2 separate regions of the Homo sapiens genome follow, and region 2 is linked to region 1. A link is a loop called in an ENCODE intact Hi-C map of the cell type or tissue named here. Cell type or tissue: MCF 10A. All regions are shown on one strand. Each heading gives the region's core, and the rest is flanking DNA. Links, peaks and the distances in the headings are about the cores only. Region 1 has its middle 12 kb from the start of E2F6. Region 2 overlaps GREB1 (growth regulating estrogen receptor binding 1).

The links. A loop is a pair of places that touch in the nucleus more often than their neighbours do. Peaks named below come from ENCODE experiments on the same cell type or tissue, not always from the same donor. Only the 100,000 strongest peaks of a DNase experiment are listed, where the experiment ranks them.
Region 2: a loop joins it to region 1, with 22 times the contacts of the local background. A loop is called at or near these places in 5 of 110 quality-filtered maps.

Annotation. Positions count from the first base shown.
Region 1 is chr2:11,472,157-11,483,941 of GRCh38, forward strand. It overlaps a transcript of GREB1 not described here. Among named protein-coding and RNA genes, the nearest start is that of E2F6, 12 kb to the left of the region's middle. In MCF 10A, for the core only: a CTCF peak has its summit at 5,964 (motif pointing right); a DNase peak (open chromatin) is centred at 5,955.
Region 2 is chr2:11,642,086-11,653,870 of GRCh38, forward strand. GREB1 (growth regulating estrogen receptor binding 1) reads left to right here. Exons shown (of 33, transcript NM_014668.4): 33 at 1-703. Among named protein-coding and RNA genes, the nearest start is that of NTSR2, 22 kb to the right of the region's middle. In MCF 10A, for the core only: a CTCF peak has its summit at 5,944; no DNase peak of the experiment used is centred there.

The DNA of each region.
Region 1 (11,785 bases), core at 1,776-9,775:
GGGTAGAATTGGAGATTTGAGAGACAGCAGGTGCTCAGCACATATTTATGGATGGGCAGATGGATGGGGAACAGTAGAGGAGACTGACTTGGGAAACATGACAAGATTGTGGGGCCTCACCAGAGATTATCTGTGCCTGTCTGTGGCTATCTCACAGGATCTCTAAGTACACATCCTCCCATGATAACTGGAGTAGGGAGAGGCACTTGTGAAGCATGGCAGAGGAGAAAGAGTGACAGCAAGGATTGTTCCCCATCAGTTTTCTGTAATATGTAATAGTCTGGGTCCTAGAACCTTAGAGCAGGAAGAGATATTGAGTATACCCTCTTACTTTACAGGGGAGGTGTAGTAGTCTGCTCTCACAGTGCTATAAAGAAATACCAGAGACTGGGTAATTTATAAAGAAAGGAGGTTTGATTGGCCCATGGTGGCACAGGCTGTACAGGAAGCATGGTGCTGGCATCTGCTTGGCTTCTGGGGAGACCTCAGAAGACTTACAATCATGGCGGAAGGTGAGGGGAAGCAGGCGCATCACATGACCAGAGCAGGAGAAAGAGAGTGAGTGAGGGGCAAGGTACTATACACTTTTAAACAACCAGATCTTCTGAGAACACACTCACTGTCATGAGAACAGCATGAGAATCTTATAGCATTTCCCAGGTCAGTCCCCTCTACTGTTCGCCATCCGTTCACCCATCTATAAATCTGTGCTGATTGCCTGCTGTGTCTCCCAAATCTCCAATTCTACCCTCTCCCCTTACTCCCCGCCCATGACCCAAGGGGACGGCGCTAAACCATTCATAAGAAACCCACCCCAATGATTCAGTCATCTCCCCAGGCCCCACCTCTTACATTGGGGATTACAATTCGAGATAAGATTTGGGCAGGGACACAAATCCAAAGCATATTAGTAGGAAACTGAGAACAGCGGTCAAATGACTTGCTTAATGTCCATAAGATGGTCCCTATCAGAGCTGCCACATGAACGCTGGTCTTATTCTTCCCAGATGAGTCCAACTTTTATGAAGGGCCCGGAACAAACACACTTGGCAGGAGAGGAGTGTGGAAGAGATGGGAGGATGCAGAAAGAGGAGGGTGGAGTGACATGAGCAGATGAGCCCAGGCTAGAGTGTGTCCAGCACCAACTCCAATTATCCCTCATGGCAGGTAACCTCATCTTTAGGACTCTCAGTGTCCGTATTTGTAAACTCAAGGTAAACATACATGCAATTGTGTTGTATGAGAGATAATAGGTGTCAAGTCCGTAGTGCAAAATCCATCTTCAATGGTCACTCAAGCTTCACAGTTTCACAGGAGCCATTTCTAATCGAGTCTTGAAGCTCTCTACCCCAGTGACTAAGAATGCTTCTAAAATGACATCAAATGGAACAAAGAGAGGTGCGGTGAACACTTTGTCCTGAGGTTTTGTTCAGAACTTGACAGGTTATCCAGAGGGCTCCCAAGATGGTAGCTCATGGAGGCTTTCATTGGTCCCAGCACATGGATTCAGTCTCTGCACTTAGCAACAGTATCTGCCTCCTGCTTTGGAAAGAAAACAAAAAGGTAACCCTGTAGTCAAAGACACCCACGACAGCAAATCCCCATGACAGCCTGTCCACAAAGAGCTGCGGGAAAGATGAGCTATTGCTGTCCGCCTCAGTGAACTCCAATGAGAGGGTGACAAAGGGAAGGGGATGGGCATGGGGGCTTGTCAGCTCTGCCTCCAAAAAGCATTTCAGCCTCCTCCTTGCCCTCGATTCCCGCTGCCCGCTACTGCCCTCCTCATCATTGTTCCTGGACTGTCACAGCTGCTTCCTAATTCATCTCCCTGTCTTTGGTCTCTCCACTGGCTCTCCACTGTCACTGTCAAAGAGCTGCTTTTTTCTTGTCTTTTCTTCTTCTTATTTTTTATTTTTACTTTTTGCAGCTGTTGACCTCACATTGCCAGAGAAATCATCTCAAAATGCAGATCTGACCTCATCCGTCCTCTGATTGAAATCTGTTGTGTACCTTGTTTTATACTCCTTGTTAGTGTTTTCCCCTGTAAACTGGCCGCTTGCCTGCCTGGTGGTCTCCCCATCACGCTGCCGGCTGCTGGAGGGTTGCAGCTGTTTCTGAACACTCAGGAGCCCCTGGCCACCACCTTATCATGGACTACTTGGTGCATTGCACTCTCTCTGGTCCAGTCACACTAATATTCACTCAATTCCTCCAAAGCTTTTCCTCACTACTGAGTCTCCTCATGTTTTCTTTGCCTAAAACATTATCCCTTTGCTGCTTCCTCTAGCAAACTCCTTATCCTCATTTTGGACATCATTCGCTCAGGGAAACCTTCCCTGGACACCCAGATGAGGCTAGCACCCCAGCTTCCTCCCTGTAGGTAGCTCGATGACCCCAGCAACCTGGGCAAATGACAATAATGATGTTTCACTGTCAACACGTGCATTACATTATAAATAACTAAATTGAATTTGAAAAAGAGAATCTTAACTATGCTGACTTTGAAATATGAAGCAAAACATGATGACAAAATGTAATGTTTTGTCTTAAATCTTCTAAGTAAATATTACAAAGGATTTTGTTTTGATTCAGCCTATCAAATTATTGGTAAGTTTAGCAACTTCTATTTTCCCTCCTGCTTGAATTATATGCTGAATAATAATTTTTTTAGTATTGCTTAAATACTATTGATTCAAATTAGTTTTGTTTTGTAGAAAAAATAGTTAGCCTTGGGAATTCTCAGAAATGAAAATAGTAAGGAAAACGGAATACTCGCACTCAAGTTGTGATAATGATGATAATTTATCTTGTATAAATTTGCAGAGTTCAGATATAATTTGTTAAAGATTTTGTTTTGTTTTGTTTTTGAGACAGAGTCTCACTCTGTCGCCAGGCTGGAGTGCAGTGGCGCCATCTCATCTCACTGCAATCTCCGCCTCCTGGATTCAAGTGATTCTCCTGCCTCAGCCTCCTGAGTAGCTGGGATTACAGGCGTGTACCACCACACCCAGCTAATTTTTTTGTATTATTAGTAGAGACAGGGTTTCACCATGTTGGCCTGGATGGTCTCGATCTCCTGACCTTGTGATCTGCCCGCCTCAGCCTCCTGAAGTGCTGGGATTACAGGCATGAGCCACCGCACCTGGCCAATTTGTTAAAGATTTTACCAGGCCGGGTATGGTGGCTCATACCTGTAATCCCAGCACTTTGGGAGGCAGAGACAGGCAGATTGCTTGAGCCCAGGAGTTCAAGACCAGCCTGGGCAACAAAATAAGACTCCCATCTCTACAAAAAATATAAAAATTAACCAGGCATGGTGGCACACACCTGTAGTCCCCAGCTATTTGGGAGGCTGTAAGGTGGGAGGATCACTTGAGCCCAGGAGTTTGAGGCTGCAGTGAGCCGTGATTGCACCACTGCACTCCAGCCTGGGCAACAGAGTGAGATCGTGTCTCAAAAAAAAAAAATTACCAAAGTTTCATTGGTAATAATTCAGATGAATCATTTCAATTTTTCTTTTGCATTTTCTGTGGTAGGGGTATATATTACAAAAATTCATTTGAATTAATTGTGTTGAAAGAGGAATACAGTCAACAAGCTTAAAATCTTTTGTTTTGCTAAGTAGTCATGTATCATTTACATAATTAAAAAAATTACAGTACCTTCTCCTAAAATAGAAAGAAAGTAGTCAAATATCAGAGAATTATCACATCATATTGGCTTCAGGCTCATGATACCAAGAAATTTTAAATATCATTAGACCTTGGAGAAATTTTGGTCAAGGCAAATTACACAAACAAAAAAACTTTAAATTTTTTTTTGAAGAGGTATATTTACATGGCTCAAAATTCAAAAGACACAAAAGAGTAACAGTGAAAAATCTCCCTTTCACTCTTGTCTCTCGGCAGTAATGTCCTCTCTTTGGAGACTATCATTGTGTTGGTTTCTCAGATATTCTTGCAGAATATTTATGCAAAAATGTTCATCTACGTTATCCTTCCCCCTTTTAGTGCACTAGTAATGTATTTTTTTCCTTCTTTCAACCTAACAAAATACCTTGCAGATTGCTCTCTGTCAGTGCAATAAATACCTTTCTTACTCTTTTTTTTTTTTTCTGGAGAAGGAGTTTTATTTTTGTTGCCCAGGCTGGAGTGCAGTGGTGTAATCTTGGCTCACTGCAACCTCCGCCTCCTGGGTTCAAGTGATTCTCCTGCCTCAGCCTCCTGAGTAGATGGGATTACAGGCACCCACCACCACACTCTGCTGTTTCGTATTTTTAGTAGAGGCAGGGTTTCACCATGTTGGCCAGGCTGGTCTCGAACTCTTGACCTCAGGTGATCCGCCTTCCTTGGCCTCCCAAAGTGCTGGGATTACAGGCATAAGCCACCACACTCGGCCCTTTCTTACTCTTTTTTATGTCTTCACAGTATTGAATTGTGTGTATACACCATAAATTAACCATGCTGTACCCCAAGACTGGACACTTAGGTTATTTCCGATATTTTGCTACTATAAATAACACTGAATATAGAATAATCTTGTGCAGATGTTACTTCATTTAAGGTTGAGTATTTCTAAAAGATAAATGGCTAGAAATGAACTACCAGGTCAGAGATACATGCATTGGTGATTTTGATCATTGGCAATTGCCAAATTGTCCTCCATAGATTATCCTACCAATTTACCTTAACTCTTTCTAGCAAGAGATAAAGGTATGGAACTATGATAAAGCAAATAAATTTTCACTCAGCTTTTAAGAAACAGCATTGTTCATTTGTATTAACACATTTCTCCAACAAAAGAATCCACATTCTTTTGGATAGAAAGAAGCTCTATATCAAAGGCTGCTAACTGCCAGAACAGTAGTTTTCTTTGCTGGTGCTATTAAAGGTTTTCAATCATTTTAGCTTAAAGTCTGACGTGGTACTGAAATGTATATATGAATTTTGGGACACATTACAATCATTCAAGTATATTATATATGTATATAGGCTGGGTGTGGTGGCTCATGCCTGTAATCCCAGCTACTTGGGATTACTTTGGGAGGCTGAAGCGGGCCAATCGCTTGAGCCAGGAGTTTGAGACCAGACTGGGCAACAAGGCAAAACCCCATATCTACAAAAAATACAAAAATTAGCTGGATGTGGTGGTGCACGCCTGTACTGCTAGATACTTGGGAGGCTGAGGTGGCAGGATCAATTGAGCCCAGGGGACCAAGGCCACAGTGAGCCATGATGCCACCACTGCACTCCAGCCTGGGTGACAGAGTGAGACTCTGTCTCAGAAAACAACAAACACACAACAAAACATGTATATAATGTACCTCGTGTATATTACACACTATCACGTGCCTTAAAGAATGAAATCCCAAGAGGTGTTCTTTGGAGAAAAAGAGAAATCGGATGACGAGGTTAAGTGTGATGGGTACAGACATCCACTGTGATATTGTTTTCTACCCTTTGTGTTTTCTTGTCCTATGTAATTTGTTCTGTAACTGCCATTAGAGATCAAGAAGGTGGTCCTTAAATGTTGCTACACACCTGACAGAAAGGTGTATTTCTATGTATGTTATTGGAACAACAGAGTTTCTTCCCATTCAAACGTTTATATAATTTCATCTTCTTTGGTTATTGGGAGCCCAGGTCTAGTGTGCACCCACACTGCACCCAGATTTTTAAAGAAAGTTCCATCAGAGGTGAATTACTACCTTCTATTCTTGAATTCTATGCAAATACTATCTAGTTTGTTAGATAATGTCTTCTTGATTATTAAATGTTCACGTCTCAGGCACTACCCCATGAACTATATTGGTTGCATCAAATTCATTTTGCCCCCCTGATTCCTTCCTCTGTTTTATCTAATATTTAATGTCAACCAAGATGCTTTTGGTAGTGCTGCTACCAGCTGGTCAATCATTTGCAAATGTGTAGTGAAGTCAAAGTGCTCTCCACCAGGTGGCGCACTTTCACCTTAGGGAGTCCATTGAATGGAGCCCTTGAATTTTGGGTGACCAGTATTCCTGATAAGATCCAGGTGAGGATCTTATCCCCTCCCTTACCCCCTCCCTTGGTGGGGAGAGGGGTGCAGTTGGATTTGAGTTCAAGGTTTCTAATGAGGAAATGCCACATCTAGGCTTCAGATTTACTACTGATCAAGATGGAGTTTAGTATTTCTGGTCTAAACCTCACTCAGAAACAAGCCAAACCCGAACCTTACTGCTATGGGTCAAATTGTGTCCTATTTGTGCCAGGACCCTTCCAAAATTCATATGTTGCAGTTCTAACTGGTACCTCAGGATGTGACCTTATTTGGAGAGAGGATCTTTTCAGAGGTAATCAAACTAAAGTGAAGTAATTAGGGCAAGTCCTGTCCCAAATGACTGGTGTGTCTTTATAACAAGAGGAAATTTGGACACAGATTTGCATAGAGGGGCCAGCCATGGTGGTTCATGCCTGTAATCCCAGCACTTTGGGAGGCTAAGGCGGATGGATCACCTGAAGTGAGGAGTTTGAGACCAGCCTGGCCAGCATGGTGAAAGCCCGTCTCTACTGAAAACACAAAAATTAGCTGGGCATGGTGCTGCATGCCTGTAATTCCAGCTACTCAGGAGGCTGAGGCAGGAGAATCACTTGAACCTGGGAGGCGGAGGTTGCAGTGAGCTGAGATCATGCCACTGTACTCCAGCCTCGCTGACAGAGTGAAGACTCAGTCTAAAAAAAAAAAAAATTTGCATAGAAGGAAGGCAATGTGGAGAGACTCAGGGAGAAAGCCATTTACAAGCCAAGAAGAGAAGTCTGGGACAGATCCTCCCTCACAGCCATGAGAAGGAACCAACCTACTCACATCTCAATGCCGGGCTTCTAGCCTCCAAATGGGAGACAATAGATTTCTATTGCTTAAGCCCCTCCGTCTGGAGCACTTTGTTATAGCAGCCCTAGCAAACGAATGCACCTTCCCATCCACATTTTGGGACAATTTAAGCAAGCTAGGTGGAGGGGTGTGAAAATGTGTGGATGGTAGAAAGAAAAAGGTATGAGAAGTGTTGGGTCTGCACAAAACAGAAATACAGGTGCAAACAGACCATATGTATCCAGCAGAGAACTGTTTGTGCGACAAAGCGTGTTTGTGGGTGAGAGTATGGATATGTGTGAAAAAGAGCCATGTGTATGCTTGAAGCACGAGTACTGCATGCATTTAAGGAAGTAGATATGTGTACGGAATCAACATGCATAGCACATGCACCGTTACGTAAGACACGTAAGGGGGAAATGTGTGTGAGAATGTGTATGTGTGAGGGAGAGAACAATGTGTGTGTGTGTGTGTGTGTGTGTGAGAGAGAGAGAGATTCTTTAGGATAATGCTGGCAAAGACACAAAGGTCAGAAGAGAGCCACCTCTAACTGCTTTGCCCACCCCGCCGTTTTTGGGGAAGGCCTCTGCTTATTGAATGGGCTTGGAGAGAGACGGCTCCTTTGCAAGTTACAGGTTGGCCACCAAAGTTTTTTAGCTCGGCCCCATTCTTGTCAACATTTTAAACCGGGCTAATTCAGCTCATTTAAGAAACTATCTTGAAATGACTTTTCCAAGTTTTGGTTCAAGTTCAATAAAGACATAAAACAAGTGGGTCAGGTTCCAGGAAAAACATAATCATTTGTACTTGTGTGCTTGTATTTAAATCAATGAACTAGGAGCGGGGAGGTGATTCATTAAATAAGAAAATAATAAACAACTTTTCATCGAATCTCATTTGTTTTCTTAGCTGAGAAAAGAATTACATTAATTAGTTCTACCAACTAATGAATTCTTAGTTGGTAGGAGTTTATGCATTTCTAAAATTCATTATAGATATTCAAAAATAGGATTAAATGGTTTCTCTCAAAGTCATTGTATTAATTAGTTAAGGTATGGGACATCTTCCTAGGAATTTTTCCCTCAGTGTAACATCATATTCATTTTGATTCTTCTGTTGAGCCAAATTACACTTTTGTCATGATTGAAAGATTGCCTATTTAAAGAAAGGAATTCATTTATGTAATGAATTATTCTATAGCAGGAGTGGGAAATCTAACTATAGCCCAGGGGCCAAATCCATTCAGTTGACTAACTTTTGCTTTTTATTTTTGTTTTACAGTCCAAGTAAGTATATTTTTACATTCTCAAAAGGTTACATTTAGGTGGGGAGCAGGGGCTCGTGCCTGTAACCCCAGCATTTTGGGAGGCTGAGGCAGGATAATTACTTGAGGCGAGGAGTTCCAGACCAGCCTGGGTGACAAGAGCGAGACCCCCTATCTCTAAAAAAAAAAAAAAAAAAGTTACATTTTAAATGGTTTATGTAAGCCTCAACTCTGCATCCTAGAAGGCAATGCCTAAAATATTGGCCTCTTGCCGTTTAAGAAAAATTTGCTGACCTCTGTTCTATGGGATTTTATCTGCTTGGTAAGACACAGCTGTCAAAACGTAAAGAGGAAAAAATGTAAGGACATTTTTCACAGTGATTATTGGTTTAGCAGTTGCAGTAAGTAACCCAAACCATAGAGCAGACATTTGGGCTAATGTTAATTCAACATCATTATTCTGCACGTTTTTACTAGAGTGGCTGAAATGAGCTATACCCTAGAAAGATAAATGCAGTTCAAGAATGCTCACTGCAGTCTTCTTTATAATCTCAACTCAAATGTCTATCAACAGAAGAATGTATATATGACTTGTGCCCTACTCATACAACGGAATGCTATTTAATAGTTAAAATGAATAAACTAGAGCTATATGGATGATCAGATGGATCTTATAATCTTGAGCAAAACAAGACAAACCGACCGGGTTACAGAATGAAACAGGAACACACAGGAAGTTGTAAAAATCTTCTGTATGACTTATGAACACACGCATATGCAGTAATAGTATAAAAACAGGAATGGGATGCTTTGGAAGAGTACTCGGGGTGACATGAGGAAGGCTTCCAGGGGCTTTAACTGTATTGCAATATTCATGTCTTAAACATTTGAAGCAAGTGTGGCCCGATGTTAGGATTGGCTTGTTCTTGAGCACATGGGCTCTTTACATTACTCTCCTAGTTTAGCGTGTGTTTGAAAATTTCACAATGAGAAAAGTCAAATGCGGGTGTTTGAGCTATTTCATGATGAGAAAAGGAAAATGAGGGTGCTGCCAATCAGAGTATGGCGAGCTGCAGGGGTTCACTCACGATGCACTTTTACTGAGGACCTGTGTGCTGGCAGGTGCTGGGGGCTATAACCTCACTCCCGGCTTCTTTTGTTTAACCGCCCAGATTCGTGAACTGTGACTTTTCAGGGTGTTTTCAAAGACAGTGGCTGTTAGGCCCAAGGCCCCACTGTGGGTCCTGGGGGTGAGTGGCAGGGGGCCCAGGGACGGTTTCCTGACTCCAGTTCTGCTTCTGGCTGCCTCCTGAAAACACAGGGGCCTGTCTTTTTATTAAAAAGAGAGAGAGAGAGAAAGAAAAAAAAAGAAATCTCTAGTTCTCTTTGTTTCTTGTCTCAGCTTCTTTGCTAGGGGCCACCTCAGCAGCAGCCGCCAGTGAGGACTGAGGGACTCATTTGAGGTTCGTTCATTTCTTCCTTCCTTCACTCATTTTTTCCGACCTGGCTGTCACCAGGAAAAGCTGGCCGGGTTCCACCCGCAGGGGTCCATCGTTCCAGAATCTTCCTTTTCCTCTCTTGACCTCAGGCTGGGCCCTCATGGACCGCTCGCCGACCTCAGCTGTTGGGGACCGGGTCCCTCAATCTCCGCGTCCTGAGCGGTCGGCGGCGGTGGGGAGAGGGCGGCGGGTGCCCCCGGTCACCGCGCTCGGTCGGGCTCAGTCCCGGCGGCCGAGCGTGGGGATCCGGGGGCCCCTGGGGTGGAGTTGTCCGGAAGCCTGGGCTCCACTCCTGCTGCCTCACAGCCTTGCCGTGTCCCGTCTGGGCGCCTGCGTTCCCAAGTGACAAAATGACCTCGCTCCTCCGAGGGGTCTCCCAACCTCTGTCCAGATCTTCTTCCCCGCTAAGTGCCCTGTCACCGGAGGGGATGTCCAGTGTGACCCCGCGGGAATGTCGGGGTGCTTGGGCCCGGGGGTGGGACAGGGCTGCTGCAGGGAGGGCAGCCCCCGTAAGAGGAGGGAGGACGGCGACACCGCTGAGCGCAGACGGCGCGCGGAGCCGGGGCTGGGCGCTCAGGTGCGAGGTTCCGTCCATCTTTCTGAACCCACGCAGGTGGGCGCGGGAAGGGACCCGGCAGCCGCCAGGGCAGGGTCAGCTGGCGGGGCAGCCCCGCACGGTGACCCTCCTTGGGTCGCGGGGAGCCGGGCACGGGAGTGGGGGAGCGCGTCTTTGTTGGGGAGGAGGGCGGGCGGGACAGGGTAAGACTGGGGTTCCAGGCCCGGGGCGCGAACCCGGGTGGGAGGGCGCAGGGGGCTCCCCTCTGTCCCTGTCACCTCCACCCATCGCCGGCCGCCGCTAGGGGTTCCGGCCCCGCGCCCTCCCCCGACCCTTCCCCGGCGGAGGTCCTGGGGCAGCCAAGCCCACCGCCCGGCCCTCCTCCGCGGCCGTCCCGAAGACCCGGAGAAGTGGACCACAGGGGGCGGCCAGTGTCAGGGGTCGAGTCCTCCGCGCTGGCCGCGGTTCCGGAGATCCGGGCTTTGCCGAGCGCCCCGCGCCGTGGCCGGGGCCGGGGCCAGGTCCGGGTGCGGGGCCTGGCGCTGCGGCCGCGAGCTCAGCCTGTAGGCTGGGCTAGCCTCCGTCGGCGGCGGGCGCTCAGGAGCGGGGCCGCGGCGGCCGGAGGACAAAGGGCCCGAGGTAGGAGCGGTCCCTCCGGGCGGCAGCGGGCGGAGCGGGGGCGCGGGGCTGTGCGGGGCTGCTCGGGGCGGGCACTCGGCGCCCGGCGGGGAAGGTGCGCCCCGCCGGACGCGGGCACTTCCTGGCCCTGGTCCCGGGAAGGAGGTGGAAGGTGTCCGGGATCGGCCCTGGCAGCGTGTAGGGACCTGGGTGCTGCCGCTGCCGTGCGCTTGTGCGTGCGTGTGCGCGCGGGTATAGGTGTGGGCGCGCGTGTGTGTGGGGTGTGCGTGCGTGTGCGTGTATGGGTGTGCGTGTGTGCACGTGTGTGCGTGTGTGAGTGCGCGTGTGCGTGCGTGCATGTGTACGCGTGTATCGGTGTGCGCGCGCGTGTGTGTGTGTGAGAGAGAGAGAGCACCCGAGGCTCCTGGCGCTTGGCACATGGTGAGCCCTCGGTAGGTGGGAGCCGTGAACAGTGACGGTGATAATCGTATTGCAAGGGTGTGTGTGTGTGTGTATCTGCCTCTGTGTTTAGGGAGACTGTCTGGAGCCCAGAGTGGCAGCCACATGTCCCCAGCACTTGGGACCCGGGAGAAAATTTTGGGGTATCTTTCCTGAGTGGCTCTGGGACGGTGGTTTAGGGGCCCCTGCACTTGAAGAGGATGCTTCAGGGGAGGTGGGGACTTCCTAACTGGATCCCAGTTTGGGTCCTGGGAACAAAGGCTGCTTCCCCGAAGTACAAGAAGGGGTGTGTGTGTGTGTGTGTGTGTGTGTGTGTGTGTGTGTGTGTGTGTGGCCCGGCCACCAGGGCGCCGGCAGCTGGAGACTGGGAGAGCCGCCATTCATGCAGAGGGACTCCGGGCCATTTTGCTGTCAACTCTCTTTGATGCCTGGTCTTGAGGACCTGCAAAAAAGAACTACTTACTTTGTATACTGAAGCTTTTCTTTAATAAACTTTTATTAGAGAGTTAAGTGTTACTTCAGGGCTTGAAAGACTTTTTA
Region 2 (11,785 bases), core at 1,414-9,413, 170 kb after region 1:
TAAAGACAGTTCAATTTAATCATCAGAATGCATTCTTTTTTTTTTCGGAGACGGAGTTTCACTCTTGCTGCCCAGGCTGGAGTGCAATGGTGCAATGACCTCGGCTCACTGCAACCTCTGCCTCCTGGGTTCAAGTGATTCTCCAGCCTCAGCCTCCCGAGTAGCTGGGATTATGGGCGCCCACCACCATGCCCAGCTAATTTTTGTATTTTTTTTTTTTAGTAGAGATGGGGTTTCGCCAGGTTGGCCAGGCTGGTCTTGTGAACTCCTGGCCTCAGGTGATCTGCCCACCTCATCCTCCAAAAGTGCTGGGATTACAGGCATGAGCCACTGCGCCTGGCCTCAGAATGCATTCTTACACATCTATCCTAGACATTTATAAGCACTCTAATGGATAACAATCCAAGAATAAATGATTGTAAAAGATGATGCCGAAGAGTTGATGTCAATCTTTTTTTCCTAAGAAAAAAAGTCCGCGAGTATTAAATATTTAGATCAATGTTTATAAAATGATTACTTTGTATATCTCATTATTCCTATTTTGGAATAAAAACTGACCTTCTTTAATCATATACTTGTCTTTTGTAAATAGCAGCTTTTGTGTCATTCTCCCCACTTTATTAGTTAATTTAAATTGGAAAAAACCCTCAAACTAATATTCTTGTCTGTTCCAGTCTTATAAATAAAACTTATAATGCATGTATTGTTTTGTTGGTGAGTATTCATAGCACTGTTTCGAGATAAGGTAGTGTGGCTAGTCATCTCTGGGGACTAGCTGCTTAAAATGGATAGTTTTGGAAAAGAAATAAGAATAAAACCATAAAAGTGGAATATATTAACATGTTGCAGAATTCCTGAGGATAAAAAGGCAGACTGCATTGGACGTGCAGGAGAACAAATATGGAGGAAACCAGCTCAGAATGTGCAGAGAAGCCTGCCACCAAGGGAAGAAAGTTTGGGGGGACTCTGAGCTTCACGGTGGCTGCAAAGAGTGGAAGGGACCTGGGGCATTTGTCTGGATGATCACCAGGGGGAGCGGTTTGGAGCAGCCAGCCTGGTTGATTCCCTGCAGCGCTTCCCGCCGTGCTTCCCATGCTCCACTGACCTGGGCTAAGCATGCGGCCATGGCTAAGGCCAGTGGCCCCCTTGCTCACTCCCCATCAGCTCCCTGGACCCTGCCAGGCAAGTGCCCACTCAGGCCTGCTGCCTCTCATGCCAGGAGTGCTCATCCCTTGGACTCTCCCACACCCTGATGTTTTCTTGCTACTCGTAAGTCACCTTCCCAATGAGGCCATCCCATACTGGGGAACTACTAACATAGAATACATTTTTGCTATTTTTGTCTCCTTCTGTGAAGGTAGGAATTCTGTAAGAAACATTCAGTGCTGCATGCCCAGAGCTTTGAATTTGCCCAGCTCCTGGTATGTGCTCATTCATTGCCCACTCAGTGAATGAATGAATCTCTCATACCCGCAATGATCTCAACATGGGAGCAGGGGTGGGAGTGATCAGTGATGGAGAAACTAAGAAAATAGTGAAGTCGAGCTGAAATTTTTGATTTACAGGGTCAGCACTGATTAATATGCTGGTAGAAAAGGAACATTTAAATATGCATGTTAAGCATTTCGGATGACCACTGGGAGAAAAGAAAGGATGTCCAACATCTAAAACATTAAAGGGAAGACAGCAAACACCACATCAATGAAATCCAACATAAGGAAAGAACAGTTGGGGATGGGGAGAACAACAGGAAATCTTGGCAAATAAGAAACAAAATTAGATGGCAGGTGTGTGTGTCCATTTGTATGTTACTATAAAGGAATACCTGAGACTGGGTAATTTATAAGAGGTTTATTGGCTCACGGTTCTGCAGGCTGTATAGGAAGCATGGTGCTGGCATCTGCTCCTGGTGAAGGCTTCAGGAAGCTTCCAATCACCGTGGAAGGTGAAGGGGGGCAGACACATTGTGAGAGCAGGAGCAAGAGAGAGGTGGGGAGGTGCCACACACTTTTAAACAACCAGATCTCGTGTGAACTCACAGGGAGAACCCACTCATCCTGAGGACAGCACCAAGCAATCTAAGCACGATGGAATCTGCCCCCCATGACCTAAACACCTCCCACCAGGCCCCACCTCCAATATTGGGGATCACATTTCAACATGAGATTTGGAGGGGACAAACATCCAAACATATCAACAGTCAAAAGAAATATAAGTGGATTAAATTTACCTAAAAATAGATTGAGGTGCTCAGATTGGACTGAGAAAGCTAATCAGAATAGAATTTAACATTTTGATCACAAACTTATGTAGACATGCCCACATGCTATGAAATATATAAAGTGAGAACTGTTAGAAATATGAGAAGAGGGGCGGGCATGATGGCTCAACATCTGTAATCCCAACACTTTGGGAGGCCAAGATGGGAGGAGTGCCTGAGCTCGGGAGTTAGAGACCAGCCTGGGCAACATGGCAAGACCCCACCTCTATAAAAAATATATATATGAGAAGAATGCATAAATTCCGTAGTCATAAATGGAGACCACTCCATCTCTCTCAGAAACAGAGGAAGGAGACCAATAGAAATGAAATCTGATGGGCATAGAAAGTGTTGGACATAAAGTTACCTTCAAATGAGAGAGTTCTGTGTTACACAAATCATTCCAGAAAATCAGAAAATGTTCTGGAACTAGAGAGCAGTGATTGTTACACAACGTTGTGAATATGCTAACTGTCAAGAATAGTAAATTTTTTGGTATATTTTACTACCATAAAATAAAACTTCCAGAGCATTGGAAAATATAGACATCTGTACTTCTGCAAGGCCGGAAATAACACTAATCCCAAACCAGTTAAGAATAGTAAAGACATTAAAAAGAATTATGGTTCCAGTTTCTTTTTTTTCTTTAAGAAAGAGGGTTTTTTTTTTTAACTACTCATACAATTTATGTATTTTTAACTTTTGCAGGTACATAGTAGGTGTATATACTTATGGGGTACATGAGATCTTTTGCTACAGGCATAAAATGTGTAATAATCACATCAGGGTAAATGCGGTATCCAGCACCTCAAGCATTTCCTGTTTCTATATGTTATAAACAACTATACTCTTATTTTTAAATGTTTAATAAATTATTGACTATAGTCATCCTGTTGTGCTATCAGATGCTAGATCTTATTCATTCTCTCTAACTATATTTTTGTACCCATTACCCATCCCTACACCCCTTTCCCCAACTGCTATTCCCAGCCTTTGCTAACCATCATTCTACTCTCTATGAGTTCAATTGTTTTAATTTTCTTAGCTCACACAAATAAGTGAGAACATTCAGTTTGTCCTGTGGCTGGCTTATTTCACTTAACATAATGACCTCCAGTTCCAGCCATGTTGTTGCAGATGACAGGACCTCATTCTTTTTTTTTTTTTTTTTTTTTGAGACGGAGTCTTGCTCTGTCGCCAGGCTGGAGTGCAGTGGCGTGATCTCAGCTCACTGCAACCTTAGCCTCCTGGGTTCAATTGATTCTCCTGCCTCAGACTCCCGAGTAGCTGGGACTAAAAGCACCCGCCACCACGCCCAGCTAATTTTTGTATTTTTAGTAGAGACAGGGTTTCACCATGTTGGCCAGGATAGTCTCGATCTCTTGACCTCATGATACGCCTGCCTCAGCCTCCCAAACTCATTCTTTTTTTTTTTTAATGGCTGAATAGTACCCTATTGTGTATATGTATCCCATTTTCTTTATCCATTCGTTTGTTGACAGACACTTAGGTTGCTCCAAATCTTGGCTTTTTTGAATAGTGCTGCAATAAACATGGAGTGTGTTGCAGAATTTATTTCACAGTTATTTGTATATTTAGATTTTATCCAACGTTCTAAAATGTACATTCTGGGAAATTATCTGTTTCATAAAAACCTTCAAGTTTTCTGGCATAAATTTAAACATTATGTATTTGTGTGGGAATTTTAAGAATCTCTTTACTATCTTCATTTCTCTTTTTTAGTGTCATATCTCTGTCTTCTCATTTTTCTAGTTAGGTCTTGCCGAAAACTTATTTTTTTAAGTCTTATTTATTTTTAAAGTTTTATTTTTAAGGATTTAGGAGGTACAAGTGCAGGCTTCTTACATGTATGTATTGTGTAGTGGTGAAGTCTGGGCTTCTAGTGAACCCATCACCTGAAGAGTGAACATTGTATCCAATAGGTAGAAAATGTGTAAGACCTCTGTGAAGATAGTTATAAAACATCCATGAAAGAAATAAAAGAAGATAGATTAAATTAAATATAGAGAAAACTATGTCCTAATGGAAAGATTCAGTATTATCAAACTACCAATTCCTCCCCCAACCCTACCCCCAAATTAACTTATAAGTTCAATACAAAGCTAATCCAAATCCCAACCAGATTGTTTCTGGAAGCTGCCTATTGAGATTGACATTCTCACTCTGAATCCAGATGTAAGACAAAACAGTAGTTAAACAAATGAAGACCAAAATGTCCCCTGTTGTATCAATAAGGCAGATGTAGGCATATCAGTATCAACAAGGTTTCCAGTGCTGAAGCTGGAATTAGGCCTTCCTACCTGGCCGCAAGCAGCAGACACCATGTGGGGTCTCGTCCGTACAAATGTATAGCTTGGAAGAGCAGGCAGGATCCTGTGCTCCTCAGGCAGGCTGGGTCCAGGGGCAGAGGGAAGGAGTAGATTGCTGAGTTATGCAGGCCAGCTCCTTCCCTGAACCTATAACACAGGTTACTTCTTTGCCCATGGCAAAGGGTAAGTGAGGAGGTAGACAGAAGCTAGAAATGTTACATTAATGGTGTTCCCTGCATGTAGGAGGAAATATCAGAAGTTGGGAACAAATGTTTCCTGTTAGTTTACCTCAGTTTTTGATTCCCTAACCCACTGGGCTTGACCATTAAGCCTACAGTCAGTATAGGCTGACCCCTAGGGGGATGAACAGTCCTTGGGGGAAGCTCTGCTCTCATTTTTAAGACCACCTTCCCAAAAACAATGTTTGCTTTTTCTGAATCTTCCTTGAAGCCCTTGATGGTGCCGTAGACTTGACCCCAGGAGGTGGCCGTGTGTTTCGGAGGGGGGTGTCCTGAGATGAAGGGACCGGGACCCTGCACAGACCCTCGCCCTCATAATGATGTTCTATGACAAGAACCAGTGACCATTTTTTTACACTGTTGAGCTACTGCAATTTCAGGGTTCATTTGTGATGTTGGCATTACTTAACCTATCTTGATGAGCAATGTGAATTGTGCCTGCTAGGATTATGCAACTTGATGGCCCTGAGAGATGTTCCAATAACCGTCTGCTAACAAAATGGAGATGTCCCTGTGATGTGGTTTGACTGTGTCCCCACCCAAATCTTATCTTGAATTATAGCTCCCATAATTTCTGCATGTCGTGGGAGGGACCTGGTGGGAGACAACTGAATCATGGGGGCAGTTTTCCCCATGCTGTTCTTGTGGTCATGAATAAGTCTCATGAGATCTGATGGTTTTATAAGGGAAAAGCCATTTCACTTGGTTCTCATTCTCTCTTGTCTGCCACCATGTAAGACGTGGCTTTTGCCTTCTGCCATGATTGTGAGGCCTCCCTGGCCACGTGGAACTATGTGTCCATTAAACCTCTTTTTCTTTATAAATTACCCAGTCTCTGGTATGTCTTTATCACCAGCATGAAAATGGATTAATACACCCCACATTTGAATATTAATCCTCTCCTATTATATATTTTGGGGGCAAAATCAAAGTCCCTCATCAGTTGATGTTCACAGACATTGAAACACAAAGGAATCAAATGTAAAGCAGAAATGGATGAAAAATCCGAAGAAATTATATGTATTCTTTAAGGTAAAGTCCCAATCCATCTTCCCTTACTTGTTATTCAGCTTCTTCTCACCCAGGAATGTTCTAGATGCCTGGTAGAGTTGGGGCTCCCTCTGCAGCTGCAGCCTGGGAATGCTCACTGGACTGGATTCCTCCAGGTTCTCTGAAGGTTGTGTTAGCACATTGGTAATTAATTGATGTTCCCCAGTTTTTAGATCCAGCGATTCAAGGAATCGATGCAATTATTAAAGTACTGGGCTTTCCCTCATAACATTTAGAAAACAAGGAGATTTTCTCAGGCAAAATTATGTTAAAGTACACTGTTTAATGCTTCCAAAAGCCACAGAGGACCCTCGGTGATATCTGAGTGAAGGAGGAGCATGGGAAAATCCTTTTGGTTTTAGTCATTCCAGGAAGCCGGTCTGTGCCTGTGGGTCTGGAATCCACAACGTCTGCACTTCAATTCAACTGGGTAACTCCCCCATCCACGTTAAGGATGGTGCTGTTTCCACTACCCAGGGGAAACACCATCTCTGCCTGCTCTTTCCTATCTCAAACAATGAGACTTGGAGGCATCACTGCCTTCCTGTGAAGTTGAGAAACCTGCTTAGCATGATCATCCCATCACAGCAGTAACATTCAAGGGCCCACCCTCTTGGTTGACCAGCTGTCCCCAGACACTCTCACCCATGTGCAGGTGTTTGCAGTCCTGCCATGGGGCAGAACCTGCTTGGAGCTATGGAGCCTGCTTCTTGGAGAAGCTTCCCCCACCCCCTCACATTTGTTTCTGCTGGAGAATCAATCACCTTCCCAAACCCTGGTGAAGGCCAGCACTGCTCATATGCAGTGAAGGCCAGTACTGCTCATATGTTTCTTGACATACCCTCCTCCCTCATTTTGGAGTGCCCATGGCTTTCAATCCCCTTTCTTTCTGCTATATTTTTTCTATTTAGAAGGATGTGCCACTCCTGTCTCCTTTTTTCCTGCTAAGAGCTGCCTCTATCCTGCTTCCTGAGTTGATCTCCCTCGTCTCTAACACTTGTAGGGCTAGGCCGTGAATAGATAATGGTGAATGGGACTGCCTTTTACGATTTCTTTTATTTTCTGCACAGACATTTGTTTTCCTAATGTGCTTCTCTAGATTTTGTCTTGTTGGGCTTCCCACAGTGAGAGAGATGAAATCGATGAGTCTGGGATCTGCCAATTCTATCTACTATGCAAATAAAAATGTTCATTTTAACTTAACTTATTTTAGCACAAACATATTTATCCCTTACCACATACATATCATTTTTGACTCCCTGTTCTAAGTGTGTCACAAATATTAACTTACCTCCCTGCATAGAACCATCAGGAGCTATTTTGTCAGGCCAGCATCTAACCCAGGCTGGGGCTTGATCCACCCACGTGCTGTCTGGCTCCTCTCCAATAGATCTCATCTTGACTGGGCCTTCCCTAGATCCCATATTCTATACATTTCTCAGGGATGCTCCTTAAGGACCCAGCAATTTCTGTATTTCCACCTACAGAGAACTTGAAACTCAGTTAATAGCATTTTGAGTATTTACATTGCTATCTCTAGACTTCCCCTCTCAAACATACCCAGATTTTCTGTAACTACTTGGCACTGTGGTCATATTTTAAGGGATTGTTCCCCAATTACTCCTACTCCAAAACGTATCTGTGGCTTTAAAAGTCGCATCTCCAGAGTTTCCTGGGTCCTCGGTCCCTTTGCGGTCACATGCCAGGCTGCTGTTCTTGTCAGATGAGCAGAATGTTCTTCCCCTCATCACTTCTGATCTCACACAACTAAGACATCACCCCCTTTTCTAATACCTTCCTTAAGAACAGTTGGATCTAGGCCTCTCTCCAGTTCCTCGTTGTATGTCTCACTGGCCTTCAACATCTCATTTTTCATTTCATATCAGTCTAGTCTCTCTCCTCAGTTCTCAGCCTTTCTGCTAAGAAAATATCTCCATCTCTCTAACTCATCTTCGCTGCTTTTGTCCTTACTCTTCTATAGTCCAATGATGATGGGGGCACACACTTTCTAAACCACTCTAGCTCCTCCTAGGCAGACTTGATTTTCTAGAACAGTGTTCCAAACACAAAAGCGAAAAATAACACTTTTATGTTAGCAGTTTTATGTATACTGACATGGAGATATTGATCAGAGAAAGAAACACAAACTTTAGTTTACATGTAAAAATACATAGGCGTAATTTATGCATGTATTTTTGCTTATGTGTAGAAAGAAACTGGAATAATGAACACCAAACTGTTGACAATGACCACATTAGGGAAGGGGCAGGGAGTGGGGTGTGTTGAGGGGGCTTCCGCATTTTTCTCTCTGGCCTTCCAGATGCTTTACTTTTTTGTAAGGTAAGAGGACTTATGTGTAAATTGTACACTTTTTCTTAAACAGGAAATTCCCCACTACTCAAATGTCACACACACACACACACAATATGATAGTGTTCCTTCTCTGTTTCAATGATTGATTGTGTCACTCCTCTGGTTAAAACTTTTCAGTAAATCCCTCCTATTTGGCGGCATTTTTTTCCTCTGAGCTCCCACCCTTTCCCGTTAGCTCTGGTGATCTGCTGCTCTGTGGTTTTCATCTACCATCAGGGCCTGTCTTGTCTTCATCTCCTCATGCCTTTCCACTCCCTTCCAGAAGGGCTTCTCAAGTGTGTCACCAAACCCCAGATTGAATTCCTACACTGTCGTTCCCTCTCTACTGCCTGCAGGGCATTGCCATGCTCCCTTTTGTCACAACTTGTCCTTTCCTTGATGGCCTTTTGCATGCGATGCCAAGGAGCCATGCTTTCTTGCAAGCTATGAAGGGAAGAAATCATTGTCTGGGATAGTAAATCCATTTGCCAGGGTGTGCTCCTGACCTATTGCACATTTTATCCTGCAGAATTCCTCACCCTCAATTTGGTCCTGTGTGTGTGTGTATGTATCTTTACTTTTCTTTATGGAATGAAGAAAAATCAAATTCAATTTTTTTCAGTTGGTAAGGCTTGCCCTTGGCCTTGCTTCCTAACTGTTTTGGAGTTGGTGGATTCTCCTTCTCCGTGCCATGGATAAGGGCTGGTTAGGATGCAATGCCTCTGACCTATCTCTAGACATGATCCAAATCAGGACATTTGGGTTGATGTCAGTGTTATTACCAGGTTCTTTCTAAACTAATGTAGAAGAGGGAACTGATGGGGAGGTATAAAATGGAGGTGCAGGTTTCCAATGACTTCAAAGTCTTCATCTACACTTCTGGCAGTGGGAAGCTAAGCAAATTCCGACTTATTTTAAACCTAGAGGTGTGCTGTTTTAGGCAATAGAGCATTTTCTTTAACCAGTGGTTGAAAATTCCAGCAGTTTGATAGCTACTAGAAGTTAGGAGATTTTTCGCTTCCATTCCTTGCTTTTCCTAATGTCATTAGCCCTTCCCCATTGTATCTTTACCTTTGTTCTACTGGAAAGGGCTGTGTCAGGGGACTCTTAGCCAGATGTCATTTTGAACAGGAAGCCCCATTCATGCGCCTCTAACAGTCCATACACAACCAACCGTTAAACCCTCCTATTTCTTCATTTAGGGGGCACTCCAAGACCTGCAAGAATCTTTTCTAGGACACTCTGAGAGTTAAGACCCTCGCTTACCCCAGGACTCTGCTTTACAGTCTCAAGTCCAACCAAATAGAAAGCCCTCAAAACCCAAACCAATCAGCAAAACCCAACCTTACTACAAGGGTTCACAGTGGGCTGGGGCTGTAGGTCAGTGTTTAATGGGTCTTCATGACTATGTGCTATGCACCACTAACTTAGTGCCTACTAGGCCTAGCTTTAGAGCTGTTTTCTCTGTTCCTTGCCATCTGGGCTCAGAGATGCTTTTCTGACCTGCCTAGTAGTCAGGGTCAGAGATAGTTCCCAAAGAAAAAAATCACCTGGATGCTTTTAGCTAATTAAGAGCTGCTACAGTAACAGAGGAGGAATCATCCTGCAAGAAGCAACATTGATTATGTAGGAGTTGGAGTTCCCATGGCAGGATGTGGCAGTGGAGAGGGCTTGGCATTTCAAATCAGAAGACTTGGGTTCGAGCTTCTATTCCTTGGCCAAGTCACCCAGCTCCCCAGAGAGTGTGTTAGCTACAAAATGAACATAGTGAGTAGCAAACATTTGTGAGCACCCACTCTGTGCCAGGCATTTTACTAGATGACTAAATATTCATTATTTCATTGAATCAACACAATACTCTGAGATGGATATTATTGGGATCATCTTATGGAAGAAGAAACTGGGGCTCCGAGAGGTAAAATGACTTGTCTAAGATGACACAGCTATTAAGTGATAGAACAAACCTAGATTCATGCCTGCATGTGTAATAATATTTCCACTAACGTCACAGCTGCTTCCTGTTCTGAGCAATTTACTGCCACTGAATGCCATATATTAGAAGGCAATGTTGGCTCGCAAGGTTCTGTGTACAATCAAGGTACAGATCCAATCTTTTCTCACTGGGAAACCCAGTTCTCGGGTTTCCTGGAGGTAATCCTGGGTGTGGGCATTTATGAAACATACCACATTATGTGCCATCCAGAGTGTGGGACAGCCCAGTATTAAGGTTTAGAAATCACTTTTAATCTTAAAAATTGCATGAAACCTCCTAGATCTGGCTTAAGATTCTGCAGACAGCTTTTGTTGAAGGGAAGACTGTGAACCAAGGGTGCATCCAGTGTTGACAGCTTTCATTTCTTTTTCAGTCTACTTGCTTGGGCAGATTTCCCAGCCCAGAGGGAATTAGCATTTTACTTCACAAAACAGTTGGAAAGGCCAGTGCAGCTTTTTAAAGGCCTTCACGTCTAGAGAAGAAACAAGAATTCTTCTATGACTGCATTTGTCATTCGCCAAATATGCTGTCCCAGTTCTCCTTCTCCTTTCTTTCTAAAACTTTGGCAAGGACTCGTTCTTCTCATTTGAGACCATGGGCTACTCCAACTCTAATTCTTGCTCTATCCAAGGGTCTTTCCCAGGGTGGGAGTCCACCCTGCTGGAGGGGGGAGTTTGGGTGGTATTACAGGTCGAATCATGTCCTGAAAAAAGATGTGTTGAACTCTTAAGCCCCAGGACCTCAGAATGGGAACTTATTTGGAAATAGGGTCGTTACTGATATAATTACTGATATAACTAGCTAAGATGAGGTCATAGTGGAGTGAAGGGGTCCCATATGGTCATAATCCAGTATGACTGGTGTCCTTCTAAGATGGGAGAGAGAGACGTGGAGGCAGACAGACTATCATGTGACAATGGAGGCAGAGATTAGAGTGATAAATTTACAAGCCAAGAATGCCAAGGTTTGCTGAGAACCATCGGAAGCTGGAAGAAGCAAGGAAGTTTCCTCCCCTAGAGTCTTGTGCCCTGCCAACACCTGGATTTCAGATCTGTAGCCTCCGGGATTGTGAGAGAATACATTTCTGTTGTTTTAAGACACGCAGTTTGTGTTACTTTGTTATGGCAGCCATAAGAAACTAACACAGGTGCGTAGTGCATACTTCATCTTTCAATGTTTAGCGAAAGCCTCCTAGGATTCTGATACTGATAAAGTCATGGCTCAGAGACGGAAGCTTGATGAAATAAACACTTCTGGGGTCTCTCTCTTGATCTTGGCAAGGCAAGCAGGCAAGCAAGCAAGCAAGCAAGCAGGTATGCAGCCAAACCAACCAATCACACAAAGAAATACACAATTTAAAAATTTTAAATATAGAATTATAATAATAATCTGCATTCAGGTGCCCATAGAGTCCCTTTATAATCATGACAGCTACTGTTGTTTTATTTTATTTTTATTTTTTTTTTGCCCCAGAAGATGTAAATCAAAAATTTGAAATTTGATAGTGGTTATCTGCATGGTGGGACTACGACTGATCCTCTTCTTTCTTCCTTTTTAAAAT